Regions from separate parts of the Homo sapiens genome. Here region 2 is linked to region 1. Evidence: chromatin loops called from intact Hi-C (ENCODE). Cell type or tissue: mammary epithelial cell. All regions are shown on one strand. Links, peaks and the distances in the headings refer to the core of each region. The heading gives the core; the rest is flanking DNA. Region 1 overlaps XPNPEP3 (X-prolyl aminopeptidase 3). Region 2 has its middle 54 kb from the start of MIR4766.

Region 1 (15,878 bases), core at 2,760-10,759:
ACTGCAGCCTCAAACTCCTGGGCTCAAGTGATCCTCCCGCCTTAGCCTCCTAAGTAGCTGGGACTACAGATGCATGCCACCATGCCCAGCTAATTTTTAAATTTTTCATAATTTTTAATGTTTTCAGCCTCCCAGGGTGGCTCACACCTGTAACCCAGCACTTCAGGACGCTGAGATGAGAGGATCGCTTGAGCTCAGGAGCTCGAGACCAGCCTGGGCAACATAGTGAGACACTATCTCTCTAAAAACAAACAAACAAACAAACAAACAAACAGGCTGGGTGCGTTGGCTCAAGCCTGTAATCTCAGCACTTTGGGAGGCTGAGGTGGACAGATCATGAGGTCAAGAGTTTGAGTCCAGTCTATCCAACATAGGGAAACCCCATCTCTACTAAAAATACAAAAAATCAGCTGGGTATGGTGGTGTGCACCTGTAATCCCAGCTACTCAGGAGGCTGGGACAGGAGAATCACGTGAACTGGGAGGCAGAGGTTGCAGTGAGCCGAGATCGTGCCACTGCACTACAGCCTGGGCCACAGTGCGAGACTCTGTCTAAAAAAAAAAGAAAACATGAAAACATTTCATAGTATGAGGTTGAACGGCATTGCCAAAATGCCCAAAAGAGTAAAAGCAAGTGGTGCAATGGTGGGAATATTTACATGGTTTGCTCCCTTTCTTCATTCAAATCTTTCCTCAAATGTTTCCTCCTCATAGAGGCCCTTCCCGACTATCCCATCTAAATTAGCACCTTCCATCACATTTCATCCCCCTTCACTGCTTCACTTTTCTTCATAGCATTTAATTCCAGATGACTTCATGTCTTGTTTGCTTACTGTCTCTCCTCCACCAGAATGTAACTGTGAAGAGTGAGCATGGATAGTCTATTGTGCTCACTAATGTATCCTCAGAACCCAGAGCAGTGCCTGGCACACAGTTGGTGTTCAGTAAATATCTGCTGGATAATGAACAATTAAAATCAATTAAAGGGGCCGGGTGTGGTGGCTCATGCCTGTGATCCCAGCACTTCAGGCGGCCGAGGCGGTGGTTCACGAGGTGGAGAGATCAAGATCATCCTGGCTAACACAGTGAAACACGGTCTCTACTAAAAATACAAAAAAATTAGCTGGGCGTGGTGGTACGCGCCTGTGGTCCTAGTTACTCGGGAGGCTGAGGCAGGAGAATTGCTTGAACCTGGGAGATAGTGGTTGCAGTGAGCCGAGATTATGCCACTGCACTCCAGCCTGGGTGACAAGAGTGAGACTCTATCTCAAAAAAAAAATTAAAAAAAAAAAAATTAAATGGCTGAGTGTGGTGGCTCACGCCTGTAATCCCACTTTGGGAGGCTGAGGCAGGTAGATCACTTGTGGCCAGGAGTTCGAGACCAGCCTGGCCAACATGGTGAAATCCTGCTGTCTCCACTAAAAATACAAAAAATTTGCTGGGCATAGTGGTGGGCACCTGTAATCCCAGCTGCTCAGGAGGCTGAAGTAGAAGAATCACTTGTACCCGGAAGGTGGAGGTGGCAGTGAGCTGAGATCGTGCCACTGCACTCCAGCCTGGGTACCACGGCAAGACTCCATCTCAAAAAAAATAAAAAAATTAAAAAATCAATTAAAGGACACTTGCACACACAATCACAAATGTTGACAAATAACTTATTCAGCACTATATTTTTAGCATGAAACCTAAAACATATGGCAGTCCTAGTGGCTTCATTCACTCAAAAGAGGGATTTGTCTTTTTATTAATTTTGCTTTGAACCCTTATTGCCTGGCATAGATAATTGTTGTCATGGCTTAAAAAAATTTTTTTTTTAAGAGATGGGGTCTTGCTATGTTGCCCACACTGGAGGGCAGTGGCTATTCACAGGCACAATCATGGTGCACTACTGTCTTGAACTCCTGGGCTCAAGCGATCCTTCTGCTTCAGCCTCCTGAGTAGCTGGGACTGTAGGTGCACACCATTGTGCCAGGACAGTCATGACTCTTTCAAACTGTTATGCAGACTCAACAGGATACAAAAGTTCCTCCTCCTTCCTAGGTGATCAAATGCCTAATCTTGCTTTACTTCTTTTTGTAAGGAATGTGCCTCCTATGAGTCAATTTCTTTACAGAGCATTCCAGGTACACATGATATGCAGTTCAAATGCTACCTATCCTTACTATATGCTTGATGTCCTTCCAGTAAAGATCAAGAGTTAGACTTTATGATTGGCACTTCTTAGGACTGTCTTGTCACAACATAGCCCATACTCCCAATAAAGACTTAACACTCTTACTTCACTAAGTGCTACCTGAATGTTTGTATTTTGACTGTTAAAAAATGTAAAATGGGCTTTCTTTGCATTTCACCCTGCATCTCATAATCAGAACACATTACAAATGAACACTGTAAAGCTAATGGAGAAGGGAGAGTAGAGAGAAAAAGCATTTCACAAACCATTTCATGAAACTTGTGTGTGTGTGTGTGTGTGTGTGTGTGTGTGTGTGTGACAGAGAGAGAGATGGGGGGAGGGATCCCTTAACATTGTCCCATGGATCTTTTCTTAGCTTCCTTATTTTAAAAATCAATGATTTGAGACTGGGCACAGTGGCTCACACCTGTAATCCCAGCACTTTGGGAAGCTGAGGCAGGTAGATAACGAGGTGAGGAGTTCAAGACCTGCTTGGCCAAAATGGTGAAAACCTGTCTCTACTAAAAATACAAAAATTAGCCGGGCATGGTGGCGGGCACCTGTAATTCCAGCTACTTGGGAGGCTGAGGCAGAGAATTGCTTGAACCCGGGAGGCGGAGGTTGCAGTGAGCCTAGATCGCACCACTGCACTCCAGCCTGGGCGACAGAGTAAGATTCCATCTTAAAAAAAAAAAAAAATCAATGACTTGAAGGAAGACACAGATGTACGTCCATCACACTTGTTTAAGTATTAAGTAGTCTTTGCTGGTCTGGCTGGGGCTAGCAGTGAACACTGTACTTGAAGGATATTAACAAACTAGACAGCACACAGAAGAGGGTTACCAAAATGAGGGGAAATATAACATATGAGGAATGGTTAAGGAAAACAGAACGTTTAACTTTGGAAGACTAAAGGTAGAATATAGAGAAGCAGGCCTGAAATGTTTGTGTGCTATTATGCTGTGAGGCTTAATTCCAGCAGGTCTGAAATTAGCCTGAGCTGTTCTGCTAAAGTTCCTGTATGACACTGATTTGGGCCACGGCCTGAAGCATACTGATAAACAGTGTTGCAGGGAGTTTCAGAGCAGTTTGTATCAGCTTGTCAGTACTGGTAACAGATCAATGCTTTGTACTGGGTCTCCATGAGCTCGTCAGAGGGCTTTACCATTATGTAGCAGGGATATGCCTATGTGACCAAAATAAAAAATCCTAAGTGAGATTCCATTTTAGGCTCTTGGGTTCTGAGGTGTTCTGGGCATTCATCACTGGTTCCTGGTCTGTGAGAGAACCACCAAGCCCTTACGTAGGGAGAAAAACAGAGGAGTCTGCACCTGGCTTCTCCAGACTCCTTGCTGTGAGACAGCCACAGGCTGTGATACATATCTTTAACTTTAATGCAGTTGCTATATGAAACCTTTTTCCTGTAATGACTGTGTATTTGCAAGCACTATCTCTAGGTCTTCTTTAACAATTGAACTCTATTTAACTGCCACTTAGAAGTAGGAGTGTTGCCCAGGCCTGGTGGCTCACGCCTGTAATCCCAACACTTTGGGAGGCCGAGGCAGGCGGATCACGAGGTCAGGAGTTTGAAACCAGCCTGACCAACATGGTGAAACCCCGTCTCTGCTAAAAATACAAAAATTGGCTGGGTGTGGTGGCTCATGCCTGTAATCCCAGCACTTTGGGAGGCCGAGGTGGGCGGATCACGAGGTCAGGAGATCGAGACCATCCTGGCTAACATGGTGAAACCCCATCTCTACTAAAAATACAAAAAAATTAGCTGGGCGTGTGGCAGGCGCCTGTAGTCCCAGCTACTTGGGAGGCTGAGGCAGGAGAATGGCGTGAACCCGGGAGGTGGAGCTTGCAGTAAGCCAAGATCGCGCCACTGCACTCCAGCCTCGGCGACAGAGCGAGACTCCACCTCAAAAAAAAAAAAAAAAAAAAAATTAGCCAGGCATGGTGGCAGGCGCCTGTAATACCAGCTACTTGGGAGGCTGAGGCAGGAGGCAGGAGAATCGCTTGAACCTGGGAGGCGGAGGTTGCAGTGAGCCGAGATCACGCCACCACACTCCAGCCTGGGCGACAGAGCGAGACTCCATCTCAAAAAAAAAAAAAAAAAAAGAAGGAAAAGTAAGGAATGTTTAGAAGACACCTAATTCATTCTTGATTTTTTACTGAGATAAAATTCACATCATATAAATTAACCAACAAAATGAACAACCCAGTGACATTTAGTACATTCACAATGTTTTGCAACCACCACCTCTCTCTAGTTCCCAAACATTTTCATCACCAGAAAAGAAAATCCCTTACCCATTAAGCAGTTAATTCCCATTCTCCTCTCACCCTATTCCCTGATATCCTCTAATCTGCTTTTTGTCTCTACGGGTTTACCTATTCCGCATATTTCATATAAATGGAGTCATATAGCCGGGCGCAGTGGCTCACGCCTGTAGTCCCAGCACTTTGGTGGGTGGATTGCTTGAGTCCAGCAGTTCGAAACCAGCCTTGGCAACATGGTGAAACCCAGTCTTCACAAAAAATACAAAAATTAGCCAGGCGTGGTAGCGCAAGTAGCTCCGCCTCTCAAGTAGCTGGGCCTACAGGCATGAGCCACTGTCCCTGGCCTGTTGTTGAACTGTAAGAGTTCTTTAAATAGGCCCGGCGTGGTGGCTCACGCCTGTAATTCCAGCACTTTGGGAGGCTGAGGCGGGTGGATCACCTGAGTTCGGGAGTTAGAGACCAGCCTGACCAACATGGAGAAACCCCATCTCTACTAAATATACAAAAATTAGCCGGGCGTGGTGGTGCATGCCTGTATTCCCAGCTACTTGGGAGGCTGAGGCAAGAGAATTGCTTGAACCTGGGAGGTGGAGGTTGCGGTGAGCAGAGATTGGGCCATTGCACTCCAGCCTGGGTGAGAGAAGAGTGAAACTCCATCTCAAAAAAAAAAAAAGTTCTTTAAATATTCTAGATACTAGAACCTTATCAGATATATGATTTGCAAATATTTTCTCTCATTCCGTTTTTTCACTTTCTTGATAGTGTCCTTTTAAACAATTTTTTAAAGTTTTTTATTTTAAATTCTTTTTTTTTAATAAAAAGAGAGGAGGTCTCACTATGTTGCCCAGGCTGCTCTTGAACTCCTGAGTTCAACTGATCTTCCTTGCCTTGGCCTCCCAAAATGCAAGGATTACAGGTATGAGCCACCACACCCATTCCCTTTGTTTTTTATTATTTTTTAAGATCATTATTGTTTTGAGACAGGGTCTCACTCTGTTACCCAAGCTGAAGTGCAGTGCTGTGATCTTGGCTCACTGAAGCCTCTGCCACCCAGGCTCTGGTGATCCTCCCACCTCAGCCTCGTGAGTAGCTGAAATTACAGGAACATGCCACCACACCCAGCTAACTTATTTTTGTATTTTTCATAGAGATGGGGTTTTGCCATGTTGCCCAGGCTGGTCTCAAATTCCTGGGCTCAAAAGATCCATCCACCTTGGCCTCTCAAAGTGTTGGGATTACAGGCATGAGCCACTGCACTTAGCCTTTTAATTTATTCTTAAATTAAGTTTAATTATTTTTTTTTTGAGACAGAGTCTTGCTCTGTTGCCCAGGCTGGAATGCAGTGGTGCGATCTCGGTTCATGACAACCTCCACCTACCAGGTTCAAGCAATTCTCCTGCCTCAGCCTCCCCAGTAGCTGGGATTACAGGCACCCGCCACCATGCCTGGCTAATTTTTTGTATTTTTAATAGAGACGGGGTTTCACTATGTTGGCCAGGCTGGTCTTGAACTCCTGACTTCAGGTGATCCACCGGCCTCAGCCTCCCAAAGTACTGGGATTATAGGCGTGGGTCACCGTACCCGGCCTTTTTTTTTTTTTTTCCTAAGGCTGTTTCTCAGTGTGAGAAAAGTACCCTTTGATGTAGAGAAGTTTTAAACATTGATAAATTCTAATTTATCTACTTTTTCTTTTGTTGCCTGTGCTTTCGGTATCATCTTTAAGAATCCTTTGGCAAATCTAAGGTCATGAAGATTCACCCTTATGTTTTTTCCTAATAGTTTTATAATTTGAGCTCTTAAGTTTAGGTCACTGATCCATTTTATTTATGTATTTATTTAATTTGTGAGATAGAGTCTTGCTCTGTTGCCCAGGCTGGAATGCAGTGGTGTAATCTTGGCTCACTGCAATCTCCGCCTCCTAGGTTCAAGTGATTCTCCTATCACCACAGTGCAGCCTGGGAACAAAGGGAGACTGCCTCCCGAGTATTCGGGATTACAGGCATATGCCACCACACCTGGCTAATTAAGTTAATTTTTAGATAAGGTGTGAAGTAGGGGTACAACTTCATTCCTTTTTTTTTTTTTTTTTTTTGAGATAGAGTCTCGCTCTGTCACCAGGCTGGAGTGCAGTAGCGTGATCTCCGCTCACTGCAACCTCCACCTCCCAGGTTCAAGCAATTCTCCTGTCTCAGCCTCCCAAGTAGCTGGGATTACAGGCGCCCACCACCACATCCAGCTAATTTTTGTATTTTTAGTAGAGATGAGGTATCACCATGTTGGCCAGGATGGTCTTATCTCTTGACCTCGTGATCCACCTACCTTGGCCTCCCAAAATGCTGGGATTACAGGTGTGAGCCACTGTGCCCGGGCACAACTTCATTCTTTTGCATATGGATATCCATCTGTCCCAGCAGAACTGACTCATTTTTAAAAAAATTCATCCTTGGTTTGATATGGCACATGCTTTGAAATCATGGAATGTGGAAATGATAGACCCTGAACTTCACGAGCTAGCAAAATGGATTGGGAGGGAATTCTGAATCGCTGGTAGGTCTGCTAAATATTCAATAGTTTGGTTAGTGCCTTCAGTGCTGGCTGAAAGTAAGCTCAGAATCTCTTTTAGATGAGCTTCTTTTTGATCAACAGATGGAGCTCTAACCCAAAGAAACTGGGCTACTATCATTTTTTTGATGAGTCAGCTGAGACCAACCACAGCTAAAATAATTCGAGTGGCAAGTTGACAGCGATGGGTAAAAAACCATGGACATAAGGGGCTATTCAGTGAAGAAAATGAGCCATTTTCTAGACTATTACATGCAATACCCTGAGGAACTCTTTAAAAATGGTTCCTGAGAATTTTAGATCAAAGAACAGTATCTCTCATTTTGAATATTGCTGAGTGAGAAAGGTTTGCAGGGAAACCCCTAGTTTATTAAAATGGATGAAGGGAGGGGCCTATCATATGTATCTAGATATGGGCAACTGTCCTGCCCCTCCCTCATCACATAGTCAGTGCCTCCTGAAGCTACAGAAATGCTGTGGATGCAGACAGTACGGTTCTGGTTGTATGAGGACATAAATGAACTCCATTATGGGATACCCCTCACCCAGGTTATGAATGATACTGTGATAAAAGGCATCCACCAGCATGAACTTCATATGTGACTTTGCTGTTAGATCTCAGGAAGATGTAAAAAGGCAGTTTAAGATCTTTTATCCCAACTTCCTGGATAATAAAAAGATAGTAAGTTTAGGACTTTATAAAAGAAATAAAATCAAGAAAGAAATGGGGCATGAAAAAGAATAAGGTTAGACCCTTAGTTTATACCATATATAAATATTAACTCAAAATGGGTCGGCCGGGCGCGGTGGCTCACGCCTGTAATCCCAGCACTTTGGGAGGCCGAGGCGGGTGGATCATGAGGTCAGGAGATCAAGACCATCCTGGCTAACAAGGTGAAACCCCGTCTCTACTAAAAATACAAAAAATTAGCCGGGCGCGGTGGCGGGCGCCTGTAGTCCCAGCTACTCGGGAGGCTGAGGCAGGAGAATGGCGTGAACCCGGGAAGCGGAGCTTGCAGTGAGCCGAGATTGCGCCACTGCAGTCCGCAGTCCGACCTGGGCGACAGAGCGAGACTCCGTCTCAAAAAAAAAAAAAAAAAAAAAAAAAAAAAAAAAAAAAAATGGGTCAAAGACCTAAACATAAAACATAAAACTCTTAGAAGAAAACATAGGGGAATACCTTTATGACACTGGATTTGGTAATATTTTCTTGGATATGACACCAAAAGCACAGTTAACAACAACAAAAAAACTGGACTTTATAAAAATTAAAACATTTTGAGCATTAAAGGACGCTATGAATAGTAAAAAGCCAACCCTCATAATGGGAGAATATTTGCAAACCATATACCGGATTAAGAGTTAATATCAAAAACATATAAGGAATTCCCACAACTCAACAACAAAAAAATCCAGCCCAATTTAAAAAATGGGCAAAGGAACTGAACAGGTATTTCTCCAAATAAGATATACAAATAACCAATAAACACATGAAAATATGCTGAACATCACTAGCTGTTAATGAAATGCAAATAAAAACTATGAGATGTCATTTCACACTCATTAAGATGGCTAGTACTCAAAAGGCAGAAAATAACAAGTATCGATTGGCAAGAATGTAGAAAAACTGGAACCCTTGTGCATTGCTGGTAGAAATGTGAAATGGTCCATTTGCTGTGGAAAACTATATGGTGGTTTCTCAAAAAATTAAATGTATAATCAGGAGGCTGAGGTGGGAAGATCACATGAGCCCAGGAGTTCGAGGCTGCAGGGAGCTAAGATGGTGCTGCTGCACTCCAGCCTGGGAACAAATGGAGACTCTGTCTCAAAAAAAGAAAAAAAAAAACAACACAGACTCACCACAGATCTAACAATTCTACTTCTGGGTATATACCCCAAAGAACTGAAAGCAGGGACCTGAATAATTATTTGTAAACCCAGGTACATAGCAGCATTAGTCACCATAGCCCAAAAGATGGAAACAACCCAAGTGTCCAATGACAGATGAAAAGATGAAGGAGGCCGGGCACGGTGGATTACGCCTGTTATCCCAGCACTTTGGGAGGCCGAGGTGGGCAGATCACGAGGTCAGGAGATCGAGACCATCCTGGCTAACACAGTGAAACCCCATCTCTACTAAAAATACAAAAAAATTAGCCGGGCGTGATGGCGGGTGCCTGTAGTCCCAGCTACTCAGGAGGCTGAGGCAGGAGAATGGCGTGAACCCGGCGGAGCCTGCAGTGAGCCGAGATTGCGCCACTGCACTCCAGCCTGGGCAACAGCGAAACTCCGTCTCAAAAAAAAAAAAAAAAAAAAAAGATGAAGGAAACATTGTCTATACATACAATGGAATACCATTCAGCCATAGAGGAATGTCATTCTGAAAAATGCTACAACATGAACTTTGAAAACATTTTACTAAGTGAAGTAAGCCAGTTACAAAAAGACAAATACTGTATGATTCTACTTATATGAAGTAATTAGAATAGGCAGAGTCACAGAAAAAGTAAAAGTTACCAGGGGCTGGGAGGAGGGAAGAATGGGAAGTTATTATTTATTGAGTACAATTTCTATTTGGGATGATAAAAAAGTCTGAAAAAAGATAGTAGTAATAGTCACACACAGTGTGAATATACCTAATGTCATTGAATTTCTATTTTAGCCATTTTTAAGACATACACTTAAAAATGGCTAAAATGGTAAATTTTTTTTTTTTTGCAGAGTCTCTCTCGGTTGCCTAGTCTGGAGTGCAATAGCATGATCTCGGCTCACTGCAACCTCCACCTCCCAAGTTGCTGGGATTACAGGCATGTGTCCCACGCCCGGCTAATTTTCTATATTTTTAGTAGAGACGGGGTTTCGCCTTGTTGCCCAGGCTGGTCTCAAACTCCTGGCCTCAAGTGATTCGCCTGCCTCAGCCTCCCAGAGTGCTGGGATTGCAGGCATGCGCCACCGTGCTAGGCCTAAAATGATAAAATTTTATATGCATCTCACCACGATTAAATAAAAAACACACAGAGGCCAGGCATGGTGGCTCTTGCCTGTAATCCCAGCACTTTGGGAGGCCGAGGTGGGCAGAGTGCTCGAGCTCAGGAGCTCACACGGCCAACATGGTGAAACCCTGTTTCTCCAAAAATAATGATACAAAAATTGACAGAGGGCCAACCCTGATAGAATTTTACAGGAAGGTTTGGGATCCACAACTGCCTGTCATTAAACTCCTCAGACTATAAAAATCCCAAGGCAGATATGTTTATTATCTGAGTTTAAAGGAATTTTAGAAAGAGAAAGGTTCCAATGAGTCTCTAACATTAGATGTCAAAATGCTGTGTTTTAATATCAGCATGGTAAGAGATGAAGAACGTTGATATATAGGCCAGGATCTCATAATCCCAACTCCTGGCAGGGAACACAAGACCTTTCACAAATGTGTGAGTAAAATGGCCTGGAGGTGGAAAAGAAACTCTTTTACATCTACTGGATGGAGTAAGACAGTGTACGATACTGTCTGGGCCTCTTAATGAAGAACTTAAGAATGACAGAATTAACTCATGGGATGTGGGGATGCTGCTGTGAAAGGGATAAAAAGTCTGGTTAGAAGTCTGTGTAGCTCAGTTGGTCAAGCATCAGATTTTTAATGTGAGAGTCCAGGGTTCAAGTCTATAATTCAATTTTTTTTAAAAGTTATAAATTTTTTAATTTAAAAAAGTCTGGGCCGGGTGCGGTGGCTCATGCCTGTAATCCCAGTACTTTGGGAGGCTGAGGTGGGTGGATCACCTGAGGTCAGCAGTTCAAGATTAGCCTGGGCAACATGGTGAAACCCTGTCTCTACTAAAAATACAAAAATAAGCCGGGCGTGCTGGTGGGCGTCTGTAATCCCAGCTACTTGGGAGGCTGAGGCAGAGAATCACTTGAACCCGGGAAGCAGAGGTTGCAGTGAGCCGAGATCGCGCCATTGCACTCCAGCCTGGGCGACAGATCAAAACTCTGCCTCAAAAAAAAAAAGAAAAGAAAAGCACTAATCTCTATTAAAAAGAAAAAAAGAAATGCATTTCAATAAGATGGACAATGTCCAAAGAAGTTCTGTCATAAAATGGAAATGAACTATATGCAGCATGCTACCAGGGGATCTATGTGAAAGAATCATCAGATTCATGAGCAAGTAGTCTTTTCCTCCTAGGATCCCTCCTTTCAATTATTTGCCCATGGATGCCAGGCAATTGGACTGGTTCACAGATGACTGTTCTAGAACTGAGGGCAATTCTGTATGAAAAGTAGATGTTCAGAGTCCAGCAGAAAGTAAAATCCTATGGAAAAAGTTAAGAACGAGTTGGTCAACAGGGCTGAATTATAGGCTATAATCATAGTCCTGATAGAAGAACTGGACACAAAAGCCCTATTATTTGGGTAAATATTGATTCTTGGGCTGTCACTAATGGACTTGCAATTGGTCTAACAAGTGGGTCACAAATAACTGGACAATAGAAGGGCCCTCCATGTGAGGAGCTGCTCTTTGGAAATCTCTATGAAAATTCTAAGGGAAAAATCAAAGTAGGGCATGCTGATCCCAAAGAAACTCTATGCCAGAATTTTAAGGTGATTGGAACCAACAGTTGATGGCCTAACTTGATCTCTTGAAATGGCAACCAAGTCTATGAAATGGGTGGAGGAACTCAAGCCAGCCAGTGACGCACTGAACAATGACATATACCAGTGGGCTCCATTGAAGCTTAAACTATTAATAAAAATTGTCCTGGCTGCCAACAGTATAGTGTCATTTTCTGTATTTATCCAATTTATCTCCCTATGATTAGACTAGCTCAATAGCTGACCGAGGAAGTTTCCTTCAGCGGGAAAGGTTTGCATTCAAATTAATATAAAGGCATTTGCTTGACTGCAGTAACCACTGTATTATGCATACGTATATCAAAATATGTTGTACACTTTATACATAAATAAAAAAATTTAAAAAATGATTAAGAAAGGCAAGGTTGTTGCTAAGGGGAAAGAAGTCAATAAATGAGTGGTACAGAAGCTCAACAGATGCTTCTGGAGTCTCAAGAGATGCTTAAAGCAAGAGAATAATATTCTCTCTTTGCTTTAACTCAGATACCCCTTGGAGTAAAGAACTTATGAAATCCCCTTTCTTAAGAAACGGAGTCTTGCTGTGTTGCCTGTGAGTGCAGTGGCTACTCACAGAAATGATCATAGCAGCACCTGTATCATAGTCTACTATAGCTTCTAACTCCTGGCCTCAAGCGATCCTCCTGCCCTCAGCCTCCTGGGTAGTTGGGACTACTGGCATCATCACCATGTCTGGCGTTCTCCTCCTCTTTTGAAGAGCCAAAAAGAGAGCTAGGCAATAGCCAGTCTAACAAGCACACTTCCAGGAGTGACATATGTCCTCAAAATGGATGAAGAAATGGGACAGCTGCTGGGTGCAGTGGCTTACACCTGTAATCCCAGAACTTTGGGAGGCCGAGGTGGGCAGATCACCTGAGGTTGGGAGTTCTAGATCAGCCTGACCAATATGGAGAAACCTCGTCTCTACTAAAAATACAAAATTAGCCAGGCGTAGTGGCACATGCCTGTAATCCCAGCTATCTGGGAGGCAGAGGCAGGAGAATCACCTGAACCTGGGAGGTGGAGGTTGTGGTGAGCTGAGATCATGCCATTGCACTCCAGCCAGGGCAACAAGAGTGAAACTCCATCTCAAAACACAAAAAACAAAAAAGAAAAAGAAATGTGACAGCTATCCATGACTATGTGGAATAATACAAATAAGGCTATATCTTGATTCCTGTTTCACAGGATGCATCTTTTTTTTTTTTTTTTTTTTTTTGAGATAGAGTTTCACTCTTATTGCCCAGGCTGGAGTGCAATGGCGCTATCTCGGCTGACTGCAACCTCCACCTCCTGGGTTCAAAGATTCTCCTGCCTCAGCCTCCCGAGTAGCTGGGATTACAGGTATGTGCCACCATGCCCGGCTAATTTTGTATTTTAGTAGAGACTGGGTTTCTCCGTATTAGTCAGGCTGGTTTCAAACTCCCAACCTCAGGTGATCCGCCTGCCTCGGCCTCCCAAAGTGCTGGGATTACAGGCATAAGCGCCCGGCCAGATGTATCTATTAAAAAGGATCTGTGTTGGGAAAGCAACCTGTTTTGCATATTAATTATATTATGATATAATATTATAATATATAAATATATAATATACAATATATAATATATATTTATATATATTTATATATAAACTAAATATATAATATAAATAATATTTCAAATTTAGCCAGTTAAATTTGAAAATCAATGGATAATAATCTAACACATAAAACCATTAAGATAACGGTTTTACAAAGGTTACCAGAATATGATGACAGAATGCTGTCTCATGCCATGTTCCATCTGTTATAATATGTGTAAAAAGAGCTATTTGCATTGTTATTGTGGGTAAATAGGCATAAGGAGGTGGAGAGAAAATTGGGACACTTGGCTCAGTGACAAAAATAAATAACAAGGTATAACTTGGTGGGCCCTATATTCCTGAGAATTCAAAATTCAATGTGGATGATTCTGGAAAGTACATTGAAATGAGTCTATTTAGGTGTGACTACCACTCATATGACGTAAGCCTGGGGGACTCAATATTTTGGGGTCCCAAATTTATTTTCTAGTTGTAGTAAAGCAGTTGTACAAATGAAACAGTTGTACAAATAGTTGTACTAACATTTAATGGCGACAACATGTCATGTTCCCACACTCAAAATAAGAGAGCCTTAGTGGAATTAGGAGCCAGGCTAGGAGCAACTGGCCAGGTGGATTTGTTTTTAATGAGGAAAGACATACTGATGAAATAGATTTGCCAGCCAGGCGTGGTGGCTCACACCTGTAATCCCAGCACTTTGGGAGGCCGAGGCGGGCAGATCACCAGGTCAAGAGATTGAGACCATCCTGGCCAACATGGTGAAACCCCGTCTCTACTAAAAATACAAAAACGTTAGCTGGGCCTGGTAGTGCACGCCTGTAGTCCCAGCTATTTGGGAGGCTGAGGCAGAAGAATCCCTTGAACCTGGGAGGCGGAGGTTGCAGTGAGCCGAGACTGTGCCACTGCTCTCCAGCCTGGTGACACAGCGATTCCGTCTCAAAAAGAAAAAAAAAAGAAAAGAAATACATTTGCCAATGCCAAGAGTGTGCCTTGAAGGCATCCTATTTCAGGAATAAGAACAAAAGTGGCAAGCTGTTTGAAATGATAGACAGTGCTATCAAAATGGGTCTTAACAATTTACAGCATGCACTATGACAGCATGCCCAAAGCAACCCAACAAAAGGAATAAGCTTGCATGTTAACACAAGCTGCATTACAGATATCTTAATTTAAATGGAGTCCAAGGTATCCCAAGCACGACTGCCAGTGATTCCCACAGCAGAAACCCACGTTGTGCATGCATGGGAGACTCATGGAACCTCTGGTCTATGGAAATTCTAACTAAAGGATGCAACCTGTTGAGGTGCTTTTTAACAGCTCCAACAATGCAACTGAGTGCCAAGCATTCTTTTCCTGTAGTGCAGTTTGTGGATCCTGGACAAACTTTAAACAGGACTAGTGTTTTCTGTGGTAGATAAATGAGTTCTGTTGCAGGATCCTTCTCATTGAGAATGAACATCTGTCAAACCTTGTAACCTTTTTTTTTTTTTTGAGATGGAGTCTCACTCTGTCACCCAGGCTGGAGTGCAGTGGTGCGATCTCTGCTCACTGCAACCTCTGCCTCCCAGGTTCGAGCGATTCCCCTGCCTCAGCCTCCCAAGTAGCTGGGACTACAGGCGCCCGCCACCACGCCCAGCTAATTTTTGTATTTTTAGTAGAGACGGGGTTTCACCATATAGGCCAGGCTGGTCTCGAACTCCTGACCTTGTGATCCGCCCGCCTCGGCTTCCCAAAGTGCTGGGATTACAGGTGTGAGCCACCACGCCCAGCTAAACCATGTAACTTTTTGAGGAAGGGTCTCTGTCACCCATGCCAGAGTGCAGTGGCATGATCGTGGCTTACTGAAGCCTTGACTTCCTGGGCTCAAGTGATCTTCCCATGTCAGCCTCCCAAGTAGCTGGGACTACAGGCATGTGCCACCACATGCAGCTAATTAAAAACTTTTTTTTTTTTTTTTTTTTTTTGTAGAAATGGGGTCTTACTATGAGGCCTAGGTTGGTTTCAAACTCCTGGGCTCAAGTGATCCACCCGTCTTGGGCTCCCGAAGTGCTGGGATTACAGGTATGAGTCACCACATCTGGCCAAATCATGTAACTTTTTGAGAAGGAAATCTGGCTGTTTTCAAGATGTTTTGAATTTTGAAAGAGCAGAGATATGACCTCTGATTTAGACTCCTATGAGAAATAATATACAGTATATGAGAAGAGGTAAATTGCATAGGGAGGGACAAAATAATTACACCACGATTTTGTCTTCTATTTCTTTATTTCTTTATTGAGACAGGGTCTCACTCTGTCACCCAGACTGGAGTGCAGTGGTGCAATCTCAGCTCACTGCAGCCTCGACCTCCCTGGGCTCATGTGATCCTCCCATTTTGGCCTCCTGAGTAGCTGGGACTACAGGTGCGTACCACCATGCCCAGCTAATTTTTTTATATTTTGCAGAGACAGGGTTTCACCATGTTGCCCAGGCTGGGCTTGAACTCCTGGGCTCAAGTGATCTGCCCACCTTGGCCTCCCAAAGTGTTGGGATTATAGGCGTGAGCCACTGCATCCAGCCATCTTATTTGTTAATTTTATTTTTTAAAATTTTATTATTCTTTTTTGAGATGTGGTCTCACTCTGTTGCCCAGGCTGGAGTGCAGTGGCACGATCACA
Region 2 (15,878 bases), core at 3,553-11,552, 140 kb after region 1:
CCTAGGTGCAAACTTGCCCTACTCCTTACCAGCTGTGGTAACAAAGCAATTACTGAACTTTTATGAAACTTGATTTCCTCAATTATGAAATGGAGGTTTTTTTTTTTGAGATGGAGTTTCGCCCTTGTTGCCCAGGCTAGAGTGCAATGGCACAATCTCGGCTCACCGCAACCTCCGCCTCCCGGGTTCAAGCAATTCTCCTGCCTCAGTCTCCCGAGTAGCTGGGATTACAGGATGCGCCACCATGCCCAGCTAATTTTGTATTTTTAGTAGAGACAGGGTTTCCCTATGTTGGTCAAGCTGGTCTCAAACTCCCAACCTCAGGTGATCCGCCCACCTTGGCCTCCCAAAGTGCTGGGATTATAGGCGTGAGCCACCACGCCTGGCGAAACGGAGATCTTGATAAACCTACCTCATAGGGGGATTGTGAGGATTAAATGAGATCATACACGTAAGTCGCTTAGCCCGGTACTTGCCACATGAGAAGAGCTAGATAAATGTTAGCAACAACTATTATGATATCATTGTTACTGGTTAGGGATATGGCTATTTGAATAGATGTATCTGTGATTTAGTGGAAGGCACTCTGGATTTTGAGCCAGACCTGGTCCCAGTTTTCATTCTGTCACTTTATTAGCATTTGTGGCTACAGACAGATCACTTGACCTTTTTGAGCTTCCAGGTCTTCATCTGTCAAGTAGAAATGATGACCTCTCAATCTTCCCGTTTGTTTTAATTGTGAACGTTTCTTTTTTGGGAGCCTTCCTTTGTTGTATCTTCTCAAAAAAGGAGCCAAATCCAGTAATTTTATATTTTATTTAGTAGTCAAGTTTCCCAAACACTTATCAGTTAATCAGTAAAACATGAACTGGTTTAATGGCAACATCACTGATTGAGCTAGTGACTCACCTTGGCTCTTTTGAAAAGCTAAAGAATGGTGACTTGAGGAGCCAAATGCCACACACCTAAGGAGAGCCCTTCTCTGGGCAAGTGAATTAATTACTTGCCTGGCAGTGTGGAATGTCACCAGAATACCCAACATACACAAAGCCTCATTTGTAGGATATTCATGAGAATAGCACTAAAAGTGGCTGATTGAGGCCAGGCACCAGGGCTCACGCCTGTAATCCCAACACTTTGGGAGGCGAAGGCAGGAGGATCACTTGAGTCCAGGACTTCGAGACCAGCCTGGGCAACATAGTAAGACCCCGTCTCAATTACTTAAAAAAAAAAAAAAATCAGCTGGGCACCACGGCTCATGCCTGTTGTCCTAGCTTCTTGGGAGGCTGAGGTAAGAGGATCGCTTGAGCCCAGGAGGCGGAGGTTGCAGTGAACCATGGTCGCACCACAGCACTCCAGCCTGGGTGACAGAGCAAGAACCTATACCCCGCACCCCCCACCCACCACAAAAAAGTGGCTGATTGAGACCCTGATTGTTTTGTTTTGTTTTGCCTTCATAGGAGCAGTGGGAGGGCTTTTATTACTATATAAATTGAAGGTTAGTGCTGATCTTTCTGGGATATACTTGTTGCCCCTGAAAAGTGTATTCAGTGGGCTTAATGAGCAAGAAAAAAAGTTTTCTAGGGGCTAAGTGGAGAAGAAGGAAAGCTACTATTTAAAGACAGAGTGAAAAAGAAATTAGGAGTTGGTATGAGAGTCAAGGAAAGGGAGAGACCAGTGCCTACCACAACACTCAAAAGAGATGTTCAAAAAATGTGTGGCAAGTACATACTGGACAGTGAACTGTGGGACCCAGCAAATGGATTCAGTCTGTAATGACATTGAAAAGGAAGGAGAACTCTGTTTGAAACTAGTTACAGAGCATGAGAGTGGGTACTGAAACTTCTATACAAGAAATTGAATGCCCACTAAATGCTAGTCACAATTAATTTACATACATCTTTTGTTTTTTTCTTTGAGACAGAGTCTCGCTCTGTCACACAGGCTGGAGTGCAGTGGTGCGATCTCGGCTCACTGCAAGCTCCGCCTCCCGGGTTCAAGCCATTCTCCTGCCTCAGCCTTCTGAGTAGCTGGGACTACAGGTGCCCACCACCACGCCCGGCTAATTTATTTCTATTTTTAGTAGAGATGGGGCTTCACCATGTTAGCCAGTCTCGAACTCCTGGTCTCGAACATCATGGTCTCGAACTCCTGACTTCATGATTCGCCCGCCTCGGCCTCCCAAAGTGCTGGGATTACAGGCTTGAGCCACCGCGCCCGGCCTATGTACATCTTGATATCCTTGTAACAACTCCAGCGTATGGGGTTTATTCCCATTAACAGGTGAAGTAGTTGAAGCTTAAAGGGTAATTTATCTATAGTCACACACCTCATGAATAGGGGTAGGGATTCCTAGTTGAGGCTCTTTTTACCCTGCCATACTACATTCTTCAGATGTCCTTAAAAGTAAGCCATCTAGGCCGGGTGCAGTGGCTCACGCCTGTAATCCCAGCACTTTGGAAGGCCAAGGTGGGTAGATCACCTGAGGTCAGGAGTTCAAGACCAGCCCAACCAACATGGTGAAACCCTGTCTCTACTAAAAATAGAAAAATTAGCGGTGTGGTGGCAGGCGCCTGTAATCCCAGCTACTTGGGAGGCTGAGGCGGGAGGATAGCTTGAACCAAGGAGGCAGAGGCTGCAGTGAGCCGAGATCATGCCACTGCACTCCAGCATGGGTGACAGCAAGACTCCATCCCCCGCAAAAAAAAAGTAACCTTCATTTATTTCTTTAATTAGAAATGTATTTATTTATTTATCTTCATTTATTCTTTAATTGGAGTCACCAAAATGATCTACCCTAAGGGCACTATTGATGTAATTGTGTCACGTGCACCTCATTCTTGTTTTGCTGTGGTTTCTATAGAACCCATTGGCAAATTGGATGGCCAATCCAGCAGGTGGTTCCCTGTGTGGGTGTCATATGGAGGACCTTCTTAAATTGCAAATTCCTATTCTAAGAATAAGGTTATATTCATTTAAGAAATCATTTTTGATTATCTGCCATATCCAAACACTATGCAGATTGCTGGGATTATACAGATGAATAATAGTCTCTGCCCTCATGTATGTCATTGTTCAGCGTGGGAGTCAGACAAAAACAACTTAAAATTGTACCGCTGATGAGTTCTGATGAGAAATGTGCTGTAAATGTTCAGGAGTTGCTTTGAGAGCATGAGGAAGTGGGACCTAACTCTGTATTGAACTGTGGGGCCAGGCGGTGACATTTGAACTAGAAATACACCAAGCAGTGGGTGGAGGACCTCGACAGGAAATAAATAGCATATGCAAAGTAGGAAGAGGATGATACTTTATTATTTGTGCATTGGTTTGAATTAGATCCAGAAGCTTTCCAACCTGGACCTCTGGGTTGAACAAATATTGAAGCGGAGGAGAAGAAACAGCATCAGGTCACAGAGGGCCTTCAACAAGGGAGGAGGGGTGATTAGGACCCCCATTCTACTTAGCAGTTATGTCTACATGTAGACTTGGGAAAGAAGATAAGGTGCTTGTACTCTAAGAATTTAAAATGTAGGCCGGGTGTCATGGCTCATGCCTGTAACCCTAGCACGTTGGGATGCCAAGGCTGGTGGATCACGTGAGCCCAGGAGTTTGAGACCAGCCTGGCCAACATGGCAAAACTCTGCCTCTACAAAAAATACAAAAATTAGCCAGCCATGGTAGTGCACGCCTATAGTCCCAGCTACTTGCGAGGCTGAGGTGGGAGGAACATCTGAACCCAGGAGGCAGAGGTTGCAATGAGCCATGGTCGCACCACCGCACTCCAGCCTGGGCGACAGAACGAGACCCTGTCTCAAAAAAAAAGAAAACAAAAACAAAAAAACCGGCATGGTGGCTCACGCCTGTAATCCCAGCAATTTTGGAGGCCAAGGCTGGGGGATCACTTTAGGCCAGGAGTTTGAGACCAGCCTGGCCAACATGGAGAAACCCCATTTCTACTAAAAATACAAAAACTAGGCAGATTTGGTGGCAGGCACCTGTAATCCCAGCTACTCGGAAGGCTGAGGCAGGAGAATCACTGGAACCCAGGAGGCAGAGGCTGCAGTGAGATCATGCCACTGCACTCCAGCCTGGGTGACAGAGTGAGACTGTCTCAAAAAAAAACAAATTAAATCTAATTTTATTTCATTTATTTTTGTAGAGATAGGGTCTTACTATGTTGCCCAGGCTGGTCTCAAACTCCTGGACTGAAGCAATCCTCCCACTTTGGCCTCCCAAAGTGCTGGGAGTACAGACATGAGCCACCATGCCTGGCTAATTTTAAATGTACTTTAAAAATTAGACATAGGGCTAGGCGACAGAGTGAGACCCTGCCTCAAAAAAAAAAAAAAAATAATAATAATAATGAGACATAGCATTAATTGTTTCATTTTACCTTTATGAAGACTGACCAGGAAGAACAGTTTAGGCTTACTGTGAATTCTTGTTATTATCAAGGTCTGGACTTGGATTTATCTTGATTAATACAGAGATGTTTACTTGGAAACTAGTACAGAGACTAGATGAGGTTTTTTTTTCCCCTCCTAATTTTCATGTGTGTGTGTGTGGTAAAATACACATGGCATACCATCTTAATCTTTTTTTTTTTTTTTTTTGAGCCAGAGTTTCACTCTTGTTGCCCAGGCTGGAGTACAATGGCACGATCTCGGCTCACCGCAACCTCTGCCTCCTAGGTTCAAGCGATTCTCCTACCTCAGCCTCCCCAGTAGCTGGGATTACAAGCATGCGCCACCACACCCGGCTAATTTTGTATTTTTAGTGGAGACGAGGTTTCTCCATGTTGGTCAGGCTGGTCTTGAACTCCCATCCTCAGGTGACCCGCCCACCTCGGCCTCCCAAAGTGATGGGATTACGGGCGTGAGCCACCGCGCCCCGCCCCATCTTAACCATTTTTAAGTGTAGAGTTCAGAAGCATTTAATATATTTGTAATATTGTTCAACCAACAGCACCATTCATCCTAGAACGCTTCATCTTGTAAAACTGAAACTCTAAACCCATTAAACACTAATTCCCCACTCCCCACCTTCCCCTGTCCTCTGGCAGCCACCATTCTCGTTTCTGTCTCTATGATTTTGACTACCGTAAGTACCTCATCTAAGTGGAATCACACAGTAATTGTCTAACTGTGACTGGCTTATTTCACTCAGCATAATGTTCTTGAGGTTCACCTATGTTGTAGCATAGGTCAGAATTTCCTTCCTTTTTGAGGTCGAATAATATTCCATTGTATGTATATATCACATTTTGCTTCTCTATCGACATTTGGGTTGCTTCCACATTTTAGCTATTGTGAATAATGCTGCTGTGCACATGGGTATACAAATATCTCTTTGAAACCTTGCTTTTAATTCTTTTGGATACATACCCAGAAGTAAATTTGCTGGATCATATGGTAATTCTATCTTTAATTTTTTTTTTTATCTGAGACAGAGTCTTGCTCTGTCACCCAGGCTGGAGTGCAATGGCGCGATCTCAGCTCACTGCAGCCTCCACCTCCCTTGTTCCAGCAATTCTCCTGCCTCAGCCTCCCAAGTAGCTGGGATTACAGGTGCCCGCCACCACACCTGGCTAATTTTTGTATTTTTAGTAGAGACAAGGTTTCACCATGTTGGCCAGGCTGGTCTCAAACTCCTGACCTCAGGTGATCCACCCACCTCAGCCTCCCAAAGTGCTGGGATTACAGGCATGAGCCACTGTGCCCAGCTCTATTTTTAATTTTTTGAGGAATCACCGTACTCTTCCATGGCAGCTGCACCATTTTACGCTCCCACCAACAGTGCACAAGGGTTCCAATTTCTCCACATCCTCATCAACGCTTATTATTTTCTGCTTTTTTGATAGTAGCCATCGTAACGGGGTGTGCGGTGGTATCTCATTGTCGTTTTGATTTGCATTTCCCTAATGATTAGTGATAATGAGTATCTCTTCATTTGCTTATTGGCCATTTGTATATCTTCTTTGGGGAAATGTCTATCCAAGTCACTTGCCTACTCCCTAGTGAGCCAACTCAGAATTTAAAAAAAAAAAGTTATTTGCCTGTTTTTGAATCAAGTGTTTTTTTGTTGTTGAGTTTTAGGAATTCTCTATATATTCTAGATATTAATCTCTTATCAGACGTATGATTTGCAAATATTTTCTCCCATTCTGTGGGTTGCCTTTTTACTCTGTTGATAGTGTCTTTTGATGTACGCATTTTTAAATTTTCATGAAGTCCAACCTGTCTGTTTTTTGTTGTTTTTGCCTGCTACTTGGAAAGCTGAGGTGGGAGAATACTGCTTGAACCCAAGAGGTGGAGGTTGCAGTGAGCCGAGATCACGCCATTGCACTCCAGCCTGGGTGACAGTGAGACTCTATCTCAAAAAAAAAAAAAAAAAGAAACTAGTTGAGTTTTTGAGTTCTTTATTTTGCATTTGTTAGTGTATTAAAAATTATAAAAGATTGGGTGCAGTAGCTCATGCCTATAGTCCCAGCACTTTGGGAGGCCAAGGCAGAAGGACCGCCTGAGCCCAGGAGTTTGACCAGCCTAGGCAACATAGCAAGACCTCATCTCTAGAAAAAATTATCTGGGCATGGCGGTGCACACCTGCAATTCCAGCTACTCGGAAGGCTGAGATGGAAGGATTGCTTGAGCCCAGGAGCCAGGAGGTGGAAGCTGCAGTGAGCCATGATCATGTCACCACCCTCCAGCCTGGGTGACAAAGCAAGATACTGCCTCAAAAAAAAAAAATATATATATATATATATATAATATATATATAATATGTATATATAAATTATATACACACATTTATATATAAATGTATTAAATACATATATAAGGATAATATATAAATTATCCTTCACCTTAAGTCTTCACTGTTTTTAGATATATATTTTATATATATTTAATATATGTTATACATGTTAAATATATTTACATATGTTATATATAGTAAATATATATAACATATTTATATTTTAATTTTTTTATTATTATTTTTTTGAGACGGAGTCTCGCTTTGTTGCCCAGGCTGGAGTGCAGTGGCGCTATCTCGGCTCACTGCAAGCTCCGCCTCCTGGGTTCACGCCATTATCCTGCCTCAGCCTCCCGAGTAGCTGGGACTACAGGCACCCGCCACCACGCCTGGCTAATTTTGTGTATTTTTAGTAGAGAGGGGATTTCACCGTGTTAGCCAGGATGGTCTCAATCTCCTGACTTCGTGATCCGCCCGCCTCGGCCTCCCAAAGTGCCGGGATTACAGGTGTAAGCCACCGCGACCGGCCAAATCTCTTTTTTTTTTTTGTTTTTAGGAGACTGCGTCTTGCTTTATTTCCCCGGGCTGAGTACAGTGGCATGGTCATAGCTCACTGCAGCTTCAAACTCCTGGGCTCAAGTGACCCTCCTGCCTCAGTCTCCTGAGAGGCTGGGATTACAGGCTAAATTATTTTATTAACCCCTTGAACCATGGAGTTATGTTAGGCAAAGTGCATCTGTAGAAATGCTTTATTATTATGATGATAGTCATGGAAATCAAAAGGAAATTTTATGGATTATCTTTGTTGATGTTTTCATTCATAAATAAACTCCCATTTGATAGAAAATGGCTGCATTTGTTTTTAACTTTGCAGTTATAGATATGAAGAAAGCTTTAAACCACCAGAGGGCATTGCAGTCAGCTTCTTATTATAAATCATTATAAATCACTGCTGTCAGAGATGCCTAGTGAAATTTGTTCCCAATTAAACCAGAAAAAGAAGCATTTTTAGGCCGGGTGCTGTGGCTCACACCTGTAATCCCAGCACTTTGGGAGGCCAAGGCGGGCGGATCACGAGGAGTTCGAGACCAGCCTGACCAACATGGTGAAACCCCATCTCTACTAAAAATACAAAAATCAGCCAGGCGTGGGGGTTTGTGTCTGTAATCCCAGCTACTCAGGAGGCTGAGACAGGAGAATCGCTTGAACCTGGGAGGCAGAGGTTGCAGTGAGCCAAGATCACACCACTGCACTCCAGCCTGGGCAACAGAACAAGACTCCGTCTCAAAAAAAAAAAAAAAAAAAAAAGGAAGCATTTTTAGATCTCATAAACAATCTGAATAGGAGCTGTGGCTTGAACTTAGTGGAACACTACCTTGAAGCACCTTTTTATATGTATTAAAGCAAAGAGTGGAGTTGGTAGTACTTTGCTGAAATTGTATTGTTTTACTTTTTTCTTTCCCCAAGCGTATGCCCAAACTTTTAATTTGTCATCTATCATTTATCATCTTTTTTGGCCAAAGAATGAAGCCAAGTACCTCTCCATATCAACAGGTATTGAAGTGCGAGACACAAAAGTTACAGTTTTTGGCCAGTAGTATCCACCTCTTTATGGCCTTTATTGGAGCTAACAGAAACCTGCAAAATTAGGCAGCCGGGCACGGTGGCTCACACCTGTGATCCCAGCAATTTGGGAGACCAAGGCAGAGAGATCACTTAAGCTCAGCAGTTCGAGACAAGTCTAGGCAACATGGCAAGACCCTGCCTCTACAAAAAATACAGGCATGGTGGTGTGTGCCTGTGGTCCCAGCTAATTGTGGGGCCGAGGCAGGAGGATTGCTCAAGCCTCAGAGGCCAAGGCTGCAGTGAGCTGAGATTGCACCACTGCACACTCCAGCCTGGGCAACAAAGTGAGACCCTGTCTAAAAAAAAAAAAGAAAAGAAAGAAAAGAAACATACAAAATAGAATGATCCACAGTTTGTTAAAACTCCCTCGTTCCTGTTCACCATTGGTGGAAGTGCCAACAGGCAGAAAAATGATTAAAAGTCAGAGCAGGAGGTAAAAAGCATTTTGACAACCCATGAATTTAAAAATCAAATCCTCACTAAACAAGTGTTGTTAATGTAAACAGGTAAAACGTCTTTCCACATCATCTGTATTTTTTTTTCTTTTGAGACAGTTTCGCTCTTGTTGCTCAGCCTGGAGTGCAATGGCACGGTCTCAGATTACTGCAACGTCTGCCTCCCAGGTTCAAGCAATTCTCCTGCCTCAGCCTCCCAAGTAGTTGGGATTACAGGCACGCGCCGCCACGCCCAGCTAATTTTGTATTTTTTTTTTTAGTAGAGACGGCGGGGTTTCACCAGGTTGGTCAGACTCGTCTCGAACATGTGACCTCAAGTGATCCACCCGCCTTGGCCTCCCAAAGTGCTGGGGTTACAGGCATGAGCCACCACAATTGGCCCATATCATCTGAAATAAATGTGGTAACTATTGAGGCTTCCTGGTTATAGCTGACTAGAGCTCTCATTGGTCTATATTCCAGGAGCATTTGAGATATTAATTTATTTTACGAACACTTACTGAGTACATTTGTGCCAGTGACTGGCTAAAGCTGTAGCATACAGATATAAACACTGATTATTAATCTTTGTATATTTCTTTGTAGTTCATAAAACAATCTGGCATCCACCCTCTTATTTGGTGCTGCAGACCTCTGAGATGCAGTGGGCAGGTGATATCTCCATTTTATAGGTGTGGAGACAGGTTCCAAATTGTTAAATGACTCATTCATAGTCAAACAGCCAGTAACTGACAGAGCAGGACCAAACAGGTCTTCTAATTTCAAATGCCATCCTTTTTTCCACAACAGCATGCTGTCTTCCTAGAAGAGGTAAGCCTATTACTCTCGATACATATTATATGCCAAAGGACCCCAGGTTAAAAATATAGCCACTCGATGGTTGTGATTGTTTAGCTTAACAAGCAACTTAGCAAATAAGTTCAGAAGTTTGCCAGCACTATTTCTCTTTTCTCCAAAGATCAAAGGTAGATTCAGCATACAGTCAATGAAAGAAAATAAATTGGATTCTTTTTTAGTATTTGGTTGACCTTTACTAAGAATCTCTTTCCGCCGAGTGCGGTGGCTCACGCCTGTAATCCCAGCACTGGAGGTCAGGAGTTTGAAAACAATCTGGCCAACACGGTAAAACTCCATCTCTATTAAAAATACAAAAATTGGCCGGGTGTGGTGGCAGGTGCCTGTAGTCCCAGCTACTCAGAAGGCTGAGGCAGGAGAATCGCTTGAACTCAGGAGGCAGAGGTTGCAGTGAGTTGAAATCACGCCACTGCACTCCAGCCTGGGAGACAGAACAAGATGCCATCTCAAAAAAAAAAAAAAAGAATATCTTTCAAGGCTCAGTTCCTGCATCTTTTTCCTTGAGGTATGATTTATGCAGTAACACCCACGTTAAAAAGAGTAGGCCCATCATTTGAATTTCAAGTTTGGGTGAGGATGTCCGTAAGACAAAGGTCTCTGGAATGCTTTTTATTTTATTTTATTTTATTTTGGAGACAGAGTCTTGCTCTGTCACCCAGGCTGGAGTGCAGTGGCATGATTAAAGCTCATTGCAGCCTCAACCACGCAAGCGATTCACTCACCTCAGCCTCCCGAGTAGCTGGTACCACAGGCAAGTGTGACCCTGCCCAGCTAATTTTTTTTTTTTTTTTTGTAGGTGGGGTCTTACACTATATTGACTAGGCTGGGAGGTATGTATGTCTTTGTTAGTTTTTGGAACATAATACTCTGGGTGAAGCTCTGTCAAGCACCTTCAGCATTAAATTGTATTTATTTGTTTACTTACCTACCCGCTCAACCAAGTAGATTCAGAGCTCTGAATCCTCGTTAACATGGCTAAGTACCAGGCATTGCTATGAATATTCTGTAAATATTTGTCCATTGAGTTTATATTGAGGGGGGTGGGCTACAGTGTTGAGAAAGACATGGCTTCCCTAAGATTTAGTGCCTTAGAAATTTCACCATATTAAATACCATATGGTTGATGCACTCCTATCTTAGTCTGACTTGAATGAAGTGTGGGCGTGTCTAGGCAGAAGGAAGCTGAGAAATACATGCATGATCTCAGGAGCTTGTGAGTAGAAAAGGTACTGTGTAATAAAACAAGAATGCTAGCCTCAGTGGCTCACATCTGTAATCCCAGCACTTTGGGAGGCCAAGGCGGGTGGATCACATAAGGCTAGGAGTTCAAGACCAGCCTGGCCAACATGGTGAAACCCCATCTCTACTAAAAATACAAAAATCGCCAGGCGTGGTGGCATGCACCTGTAATCCCAGCTGCTTGGGAGGCTGAGGCACAAGAATCGCTTGAACCCGGGAGGTGGAGGTTTCAGTGAGCTGAGATCACACTACTGCACTCCAGCCTGGGAGACAGTGAGACTCTGTCTCATGAAAAAGGAAAACAAAACAAAACAAAACAGGAATGCTAGCCATGCTAGCCTGGGTAACATGGCAAGACTCCATCTCTACAAAAAATTAAAAAGAAAAATAGCCAGGCATGGTGGCATGTTTCAGCAGTCTGAGCTACTCTGGAGGCTGAGGTGGGAGGATCACTTGAACCTAGGAGTTTGAGGCTGCAGTGAGCTACGATCATGCCACTGCAGTCTGGCCTGGGTGACAGAGCGAGACCCTGTCCCTTAAAAAGACGTCAACAAATAATTTTTGAAGATCTGCCATGTGCCAGCCACTTTGCTAAGCAATAGGGATAAAATGTAAATGAGACAGACAAGATTCTTGTCTTATGGGATTTGCATTAGAATGGAAAGAGACAGACAATAAGCATATAAACCAGTAAAGTGATTTTAGACATACCTAAGAGCTATAAAGAACATAAACTAGGGAGAATTTTTTTTTTTCTTTTTGAGACGGAGTCTCGCTCTGTTGCCCAAGCTGGAGTGCAGTGGCACAATCTAGGCTCTCTGCAAACTCCGCCTCCTGGGTTCAAGCAATTCTTCTGCCTCAGCCTCCCGAGTAGCCAGGATTACAGGCGCCCAACACCATGCCTGGCTAATTTTTTGTATTTTTAGCAGAGACAGGGTTTCGCCATATTAGCCAGGCTGGTCTCAAACTCCTGACCTCAGGCAGTCCACCCACTGCAGCCTTCCAAAGTTCTGGGATTACATGCGTGAGCCACTGTGCCAGCCCCCAAGGCACAGTCTTAAGAGGTCCTAAGAACATGTGCCCAAGGTGGTTGGGTTACAGCTTGATTTTATATGTTTTAGGGAGACATAAGACATCAATCAATACATGTCAGCTGTACATTGGTTTAGCCCGGAAAGGTTGGGGAGGGGAGCTTACAGGTCCTAGGTGGATTCAAAGAGTTTCTGATTGGCAATTTGTTGAAAGAGTTATTATCTTAAGACTCAGAATCGGCCAGAAACAGTGGCTCACACCTGTAATCCCAGCATTTTGGGGGCCAAGAAGGGTGGATCACCTGAGGTCAGGAGTTTGAGACCAGCCTGCCAACATGGTGAAACCCTGTCTCTACTAAAAAAAAAAAAAAAAAAAAAAATTAGCTGGGTGTTGTAATGCATGCCTGTTGTAATCTCTGCTACTTGGGAGGCTGAGGCAGGAGAATTGCTTGAACCTTGGAGGCAGAGGTTGCAATGAGCTGAGATCCTGCCACTGCACTTCAGCCTGGGTGACAGCGACACTCTGCCTCAAAACAAAACAAAACAAAACACCTGGAATCAATAGAAAGGAGTATCTGGGTTTAGATAAGGGGTGGGTTGTGGAGACTAAAGTTCTTACTATATAGATGAAGTCTCACAGGTGGGTGCCCTTAGAGGCAATAGATGGCAAATGTTTCCTGTTTAGATCTCTAAAAGGTGCTAGATTCTGAACCAATCTCTTCAGGATCAGAAAAAGACCTGGAAAGGGGCCAGAATTCTCTAGAGAATGTAAATTTCCCCCACAAGAGACCACTTTGTAGGGTCATTTAGAAATGTCAAAGAAGGCCGGGCATGGTGGCTCATGCCTGTAATCCCAGCACTTTGGGAAGCCAAGGCAGGTGGATCATGAGGTCAGGAGATTTGGCTAACATGGTGAAACCCCATCTCTACTAAAAATACAAAAATTAGCCGGGTGTGGTGGTGGGCGCCTGTAGTCCCAGCTACTTGGGAGGCTGAGGCAGGAGAATGGCATGAACACAGGAGGCAGAGCTTTCAGTGAGCCGAGATCACGCCACTGCACTCCAGCCTGAGCAGCAGAGCGAGACTCCATCACTCTGTCTAAAAAAAAAAGAAATATGTCAAAGAAATATATTTTGGGGGTAAAATACTTTAATATTTTAGGGCCTGCTGGCTGTCATGTGATGCTATACTAGAATCAGGTTGGAATTTGGTATCTTATTGCTACAAAGAGTATGTTTTGTTGGCCTCAAGGTCCCTGTTTTAATGTTAATGCTGGGCAGCTGTGCCTGAATTCCAAGAGGAGAGTATAATGAGGCACGTTCAACACCTTTTTCCTATCATGGCCTGAAATGGTTTTTCAGGTTTACTTTGGAATCCCCTCGGCTGAGAGAAGGGGTCCATTCAGTTAATTGGGGGTCTTAGAATTCTATTTTTGGTTTGCATTAGTGTCACCCAACTAAGACAGTTTATATATTCTATTGCATTATATGTATGTAATTTCTTGTCTTGTTCCTGATCTTCGGGGAAAGCATCCTGTCTTTTGCCTTTGAGCATTAGCTATGGATTTTTCATAGAGTTCTTCCATTGTTTCTTTTTCCCTTTTTCTTTTTTTTTTAGAGACTGAGTCTTGCTTTGTCACCCAGGCTGGAGTGCAGTGACGCGATCTTGGCTCACTGCAGTCTCTGCCTCCTGGGTTCAAGTACCTCTCCTGCTTCAGCCTCCCAAGTAGCTGGGACGCGCCACCATGGCCAGCTAATTTTTGTATTTTTAGTAGAGACTGGGTTTCGCCATGTTGGCCAGGCTGGTCTCGAACTCCTGACCTCAGGTGATCTACCCACCTTGGCCTCCCAAAGTGCTGGGATTACAGGCGTGAGCCACCGTGCCCGGCTCCTGCATTGTTTCACTGCCTGCAAGCAGGCTCGGTAGGACTGAACTCCTACGCTGTACGCAGCACTGAATACGTGGCACTACATAAACAGATTGTTTTCCTAATCATAGTGGCAAGAGAGAAAAATTCCTAGGCAGATAGGGGCAGGTCCCTGGTGAAACCCAACCTTCAAGCCAAAGACAGCTTAAAGCCTGCAAACTGAGCTGCCAGTTCTGGGTAGAGTCCACAACCGGAGTGAGAACTTTCCTTGATGCCTTTTAGCCAATTGAATGGTGCTTTTTCCAGGCCTGCCCATAGACCAATCAGCATGTACGCCCCCATTCTGAGCCCATATAAACCGTGGACTCACCACACATTGGGCTACCCTCTTTCAGGCTCTCCTGTCACACAGGGCTACCCACTTCAGGTCCCCTCTCATTATCGAGAGCTTTTCTGTCACTCAATAACATTCTTCCCTGCCTTGCTCGCTCTCCAGTGTCTGCCTAACCTCATTCTTCTTGGTTGCAGGACAAGAACCTGGAACCCACCAAATGGTGGGTGCGCAAAGAGCTGTAACACTGTAGCTCTCCCTCCTGCTCGCCGAGCAAAGGGGGAGAAAAAGCCACTGTGCACCACATGCCCCCATTCACCAAGCTGCGGGCGACGGGACTGGAGGAGCTGTGACACAAATGAGCTGTAATACGCCCCCCATTCACCGTGCTGCAGGCAGCAGGAATGAGAGAGAGCTGCGTCATTTCTTGGGGACTCAAACCTTGGGACATCCCAGGCAAGAGCTATAACACCCCTTGGGGCTCCATGGTTGCTGGCATGTTCGTGTTTTCAGCCGCTACCGCGTTCCCCTCATCTAAAAGCTGGTGCCTAACATGAAAATGGTCCACAGCATGCCTGGCTCAGCTGCAGGCTGAGCACGGAATCCTTGCGCATGCACAGGATCTGGGTTGGTAGCCTGAGCTGAGCGCAGCCTGCCAGGGCGAGCTGGTGGAGTGAGCCCAGGAGTAAGCCCAGAGCCAAGCCAAGCCTGGACAGAGTTGCTGCCAGCCGTGGATGTTTCCAGGTGTCGAAGCGGCATCAAAATCATCCTGTGTCACTAACATCATTGCAATGCTACTTCTTTATGCACCAAAATGTTTTGACTTATTGCTTTGTTTTCTTTTAACCATTTTGTACAGAAATCATTCTCAAAAGCTAAACATCCTCGGTCACTTTCTTTTTTTTCTTTTTTCTTTTCTTTTTTTTTTTTTGAGATGGAGTTTCACTCTTGTTGCCCAGGCTGGAGTGCAATGGCGTGATCTCGGCTCACTGCAACCTCCGCCTCCTGGGTTCAAGCAATTCTCCTGCCTCAGCCTCCCGAGTACCTGGGATTAATGGCGCCCACCACTACGCCTGGCTAATTTTTTGTATTTTTAGTAAAGACGGGGTTTCACCACGTTGGCCAGGCTGGTCTCAAACTCCTGACCTCAGGTGATCCACCTACCTCGGCCTCCAAAGTGCTGGGATTACAGGCGTGAGCCACCGTACCCGGCCCATCCTTGGCCACTTTCAACATAACATAGGCCAGGCACAGTGGCTCATGCCTGTAATCCCAGCACTTTGGGAAGCCAACGTTGGGAGATTGTTTGAGCCCAGGAGTTTGAGACCAGCCTGGGAAACCTAATGAGACCTTGTCTCTACAAAAAAAAAAAAAATTTAATTAGCTGGGTGTGGTGGCACACATCTGTAGTTCCAGCTACTTGGGAGGCTGAGACAGGAGGATTACTTGAGCTCAGGAGGTGGAGGCTGCGGTGAGCTATGATCATGCCACTGCACTCCAGCCTGGGCAACAGAGTGAGTCCCTGTCTCCAAAAATAAAAATAAAAAATGAAAAATCAAATAAACATAATACATATCATTCAGTTTTTGCTTTAGCACTGGGACATCATTGTGATGTGTCACTCTGGTGGCACATAATGTGGGGATACTGTAACTGCCCAGTGGGTTCATCTTGCCCTCTGGCTAGGCAGAGCCAATTTATCAAGACAGAAATTGCAATGG

What was found. Peaks named below come from ENCODE experiments on the same cell type or tissue, not always from the same donor. Only the 100,000 strongest peaks of a DNase experiment are listed, where the experiment ranks them.
Region 2: a loop joins it to region 1, with 10 times the contacts of the local background. A loop is called at or near these places in 2 of 110 quality-filtered maps.

Annotation. Positions count from the first base shown.
Region 1 is chr22:40,890,487-40,906,364 of GRCh38, reverse strand. The region is part of intron 4 of XPNPEP3 (X-prolyl aminopeptidase 3); the gene reads right to left. Among named protein-coding and RNA genes, the nearest start is that of DNAJB7, 36 kb to the right of the region's middle. In mammary epithelial cell, for the core only: a CTCF peak has its summit at 7,095; no DNase peak of the experiment used is centred there.
Region 2 is chr22:40,752,235-40,768,112 of GRCh38, reverse strand. No RefSeq gene overlaps it. Among named protein-coding and RNA genes, the nearest start is that of MIR4766, 54 kb to the left of the region's middle. RefSeq lists a silencer at 3,016-3,115. In mammary epithelial cell, for the core only: a CTCF peak has its summit at 7,647 (motif pointing right); DNase peaks (open chromatin) are centred at 9,542 and 10,882; H3K27ac peaks cover 911 bases.